2 separate regions of the Homo sapiens genome follow, and region 1 is linked to region 2. Evidence: read pairs that join two places in POLR2A ChIA-PET (ENCODE). Cell type or tissue: endothelial cell of umbilical vein. All regions are shown on one strand.

What was found. ChIA-PET counts read pairs that join two places held together with the same protein. Peaks named below come from ENCODE experiments on the same cell type or tissue, not always from the same donor. Only the 100,000 strongest peaks of a DNase experiment are listed, where the experiment ranks them.
Region 1: POLR2A ChIA-PET joins it to region 2 with 6 read pairs; 2 of 35 experiments call an interaction of 5 or more read pairs at or near these places.

Annotation. Positions count from the first base shown.
Region 1 is chr4:31,067,787-31,070,286 of GRCh38, forward strand. The region is part of intron 2 of PCDH7 (protocadherin 7); the gene reads left to right. Among named protein-coding and RNA genes, the nearest start is that of LINC02497, 100 kb to the right of the region's middle. In endothelial cell of umbilical vein, no CTCF peak of the experiment used is centred here; a DNase peak (open chromatin) is centred at 1,055; H3K27ac peaks cover 900 bases.
Region 2 is chr4:31,207,776-31,210,275 of GRCh38, forward strand. The region is part of intron 4 of LINC02497 (long intergenic non-protein coding RNA 2497); the gene reads left to right. Among named protein-coding and RNA genes, the nearest start is that of LINC02497, 38 kb to the left of the region's middle. In endothelial cell of umbilical vein, no CTCF peak of the experiment used is centred here; no DNase peak of the experiment used is centred here.

The sequences.
Region 1 (2,500 bases), 140 kb before region 2:
TGAGACGTTCATTCTAAGATATCATAGAAAATTGTCAATGGCAGGTGCTGTGAAGTTGCTGGAGATAAATGATATATACAGTGAAACAATGAGAGCGGCGCAATACCTTACATTCTGAAAGAATATTTTAAGCTTCAGATTTCATTCATACCAAAAGATACTTTTTAATACTTGCTATCTCCTGTTTAAGGATCTAATTGTGCACAACAGTTATGCATAGTTCCATCTCTCCATGAGCTTATAGTTTAATGCAGTCCATACATAATTATAGAAAGAGACATGATGCAGACACGAAATTCCAAACATATTTCTGGCGTTTTCTTACGGGCAAATTGGACCTTAAATTTTTTTGCAACATTTAAAGCAATAATTTTCACCATCTTGATCTTTATTTCTTTTGATCTGCTAACTAAAGAGAAAGTAGATAATACAGGAGTAGATAATGTATGAAGGCATGGAGTAGATGGGAAATCTCTGTATCTTCCTCTCAATTTTGCGGTGAACCTAAAACTGCTCTAAAAAAAAAAAAAGTCTTTAATAAAAAAGAGAGAAAATAGAAAAAAAATCCATCGCATTCAGCTAACACATTGTTGCTGTACAAAAATTCCCGCACAGCAAGATGACTCGTAAACTGAAGGCAGGCAGAATGTGTAGGAACTGTATTAGGCTTGTAGACTCCAATATATACACCCTTGTACAAACCACATTTCAGCACAAAGAATTCAATAATCTGACACTTCTCTGGTGAAGTGCGTTATTCTGCTGCAGAGTAAATTGCTGTGGCCAAATTTTTCAGTAGGATCCAATTCTCTATAATAACCCAGCAAGGTCACACCTCAAATGAAGCAGTGACCTACCCGAATGTCCCCTCATAACTGTCGAGGGATTCCAAGGAAGCAGGACGTCTCCCTAACCTGTCTGCTGGGATCCTTGAGATTGAGTTATAAGAAAGGAGGCTGTGTCTGTTGAACTCCACCTGACATTGTTCTTTATCATTGTTTCCTTAGCTTCTGAATTTTTGTTCCAGGGATAGATTATAAATAGGATGAACAGTGCCTAGAGTAGGCCCCGTGACTCATATAAGCCATAATTACACTGGCCATGAGACTATTTCCGGAACAGACTTCAGGCCTATAATTCAGAGAATAACATTTGTTTTAAAATATGGCTCCAGATACTTTTTTGGCTTTGTCCTAGAAATGTTGAGGGTAACAGAAAAGATGACTTTGTTAAGTACCTATAACTTCTTAATATCTGTGTGTGTGCGTGTGTGTGTGTATTTACACATTGAAATAGCTGTTATGTTCGAGCTAAATGCCAAACTGATAGACTAAGAATACCTTTAAAACGCATTATAGTTTCCTTTTCTGTGCCTTTATTTTTAGGGATAAATGAAGGTTTTTAAAAAGGGAGTTTACTGCAACCATAAAGCAGCCCTATGCCAACTGTTGCAGAAAAGGCCCTTCTGACTCAGAAACACTAATGCATGGAGAAACTTGCTTTATTCTGGTGAAAGCAGGGTTCAAAAACCTCATCCACTTCATTTGCTTTGCTGAAATAAGCCAAGTCTCCCTGGTGCCTCATGCCTCAAATTCCTTCTTGAAAACACCTGTTCTTCTCACGGAATTTGGGGCTTTCTCAGTGACAATTTGAAGGATTTTTTTAAACCAAAAAATTAGCAGAGAAAACCCAGAGAGAAGTAATGGGCATCACTTTACACATCATGAAAAATGCTTAAAGAAAGTAAAAATAATATTGCAATACATTTCCTCCAAAATGATACTTTAATGCCTAGAATTGTTTTAGAAAAATATTTAGTTTTTGCATAATGTTTATGGATTAAATGATGATAAAAGTTTGATGGAATTATACCAAATTTTCTTTAAAAGTTGAAGCCTATCTATGAATGAAATATGAAATTTTTCTTATTAGACCACCTGTTCATGTGGCATATTTTTTCCTTAACACTTTTGTCATGGTTGTACTTATGTTAATTTTAAGTATTAATCCATAAGATAGTATGAGCTACTTCTTGGCTATTTTCTAATATATATTTTATATATAAATTAATCTCAAATTTTCTCCACTTGATTCATTTGATGGTTCTCTCAACAGATCAGCTCTAAGTTGAATTCCTGAAGTTTGACCCTTTTAAAAGCTGACATATTGTGCAACAATCTTTCACAGCCCAAATACTTTGAGTGCATTATTGAGATCTTTAGATTAACTGAGAAGGTAACTTGTCTTGTATTCAATCTGTGAATGATTGATCTACTCACACTTAATTTTAAACAGTAAATGTATTCCGTGCCTAAAGTGAATTTTCCTTTCCATTGAATGCTGAATTGATACAAAGTAAATTCTAGAAAAATATGAAATATGCATGTGTGTACGAGAATAAATTCTTCATATTTCCACCTTAGATATTCTCAAATGTTCACTTTACCTATAGTAGGATTTATCGATTGACAAATACACAGGCTCATTCAACAGTGTAATT
Region 2 (2,500 bases):
CAAAAACAGGCTATTTGGTCTATAACTTCTCCAGGGTTTTGGTTTTTCCTCCAAAATATTTTTGACCACTATTTAAAATTGCATTTAATTATTTATATTTCATTATATTTGATTGGCTGAAGGATCCTGTTACTGAACTGCTATCTGGAGCCACAATTTCCACTAGAAATGAGCAATTATTAAGATTACCCTGCTAAATTTTGATCTATCTAAATCCTTCCAGCATTCTAGGCTTCTAAGAGAACTTTTGTCACTCTGGTTTCAACTGTCTTTGGAAATACCAAGCTAAGTGAATACTTTATCAGTTGTTTTTTTCTTTATGTAGTGCTTTATGCATGATGCTTTCTAGCTCAGGACTATGATTGCAGCAGGAGATAACAACAGTCCAAGATTTCTCTCTGACTCAATATTCTAAGTTGTAAGACATTATCTCACAAAACAGATTCAGAGCTATTTCTTGATACCCTTTCTGTAATGGACCTTGGGACCTTATTAAACTTAGTTTTTCTTCTTGGATATGTACCTTCTGCATCCACACATAAAACCATTTTTTTTTTTTTTGCTTGCCTAGGTACCTGAGTTTCCAGTCAGTTCCCATGTACTGAGTTACTTAAGTGAAAATGATAATCTTCAATAAAAGGCAACTTCTTATCTGTGGTTCACTCATCATCAGAAAGCATGATTGTATGGTTGCTAATTTTTTTCTCACTGCTTTGAATGTATTTGTATATTAAATTACCACTTTCACTCTTGTATGTGCTATCAGAAATTGTCTTTTTCTTGGTAAAAAAAAAAAAACTTGGTTAAAGTTATATAATTTATTTCCATTCTGTAAGAAAAACCTTGATTTAACAATTGGTTTGCCTTAAATGTATAAAGTAATATAAAGTTCCTGTGCCTTAAAGAATTTTTGAAATAAGCATGAAACTGGTTTCCCTTTGTCTGCCAGATTATTAAGCCCTTGAGACATAATTAGGAAGACTAAGGATCCAAGTAGTAAAGGAACTGTTAATGCTTAGCTAACTAATAAGGGCTTTTTTTTTTTTTTCCAGAGAGTTTCAAGGAAGAAAATTCTGGTGATTACTATAAAAAAAAAGTCATCAAAAAATTTAAATTTCTTCTTTAGGAGAATGACTCAATATGCTCACCATAGCGTTCCCTACTGTGGAATACTGTGCAGTATTTAAATTTGTGTAAAGGCACTATAATTTTAAATTTCTTCCCCCACAGCCCTGTATCTCCAAAGGAACATTCGTAAGCATTTGGTTGGAAATAGGCACTGGAATAAAATTATAAGATTCTGGAAGGTGAAGAGTCCATATGAACCATAAGTTTTGTATAATCAGCCATTTTGACTTAAGTCATCTCTTTTTTCATCATCATCAACACCATCCATTATTATAAGCGATTATCATAGAATTTATTATATATACATGCATGTGTGTTTGTATGTATATGTATATATGTTTATGTGTGTGTGTGTAAAATAAAGGGGCTGGAAATACAAAGAGTCCATAAAAGTTTATCATTTGTTTTGTTTAGGGATGCTAAGACAGATATTATTGACAGTTTAAACATAACGGACAATAAAAAGAGCATATTTTAGCTGCAAAATGAGAAATCAACCCAAGCATTGATGGTGTTCTGACCTATATGAGACTGATATGAAGGAGTCAGGGAGTGATTGGCATAGTGGTTCATAAATGATACCTCAAACAATAAAAAAAAACTTTCAGAGGTGGTGAGAATGAAAATGTATTTTAGGGGCCGGGTGCGGTGGCTCACGCCTGTAATCCCAGCACTTTGGGAGGCCAAGGCGGGTGGATCACCAGAGGTTGGGCTTCGAGACCAGCCTGACCAAGATGGAGAAACCCTGTCTCTACTAAAAATACAAAATTAGCCGGACGCAGTGGTGCATGCCTGTAGTCCCAGCTACTCGGGAGGCTAAGGCAGGAGAAACGCTTGAACCCAGGAGGCAGAGTTTGCAGTGAGCGGTGATTGTGCCATTGCTCTCCAGCCTGGGCAACAAGAGCAAAATTCCGTCTCAAAAAATAAAAAAAATAAAAAGAAAATGTATTTTAAGTAGATGATATGAAAGGAATAAAGGATTGGTGGGAGGATGGCATATCCTCTGTTCAGAGGAGGTCTGATATGTCCTGAATTTTTGGACTCAAATAATTTTAAAGTCTCACATCAATCAACTATTGAATGACAGTTAATACTTTTCATCTAAGGATAATGAATATGCCATTCCTTAGGAGAAAAACAATTTTTAAATTCAAGTGTCTTACAAGCTTTGTAAATATGTATCTCTTGACCTTGGTTTCTTTTTTGCCAAAATGTGAAGATTTCAACAGATGGTCACTCTGGTTGCTTCTCGGCAGGCACTTTTAAAGAGAGATATTGTTCCGGGTTTTGTTTCTGCATTCTCACATTTGGGGTTGAATTTGTCCTTTGAAAAACATGTATTTTAGAAAATGAAAATTTTAGAAAAGTTTAG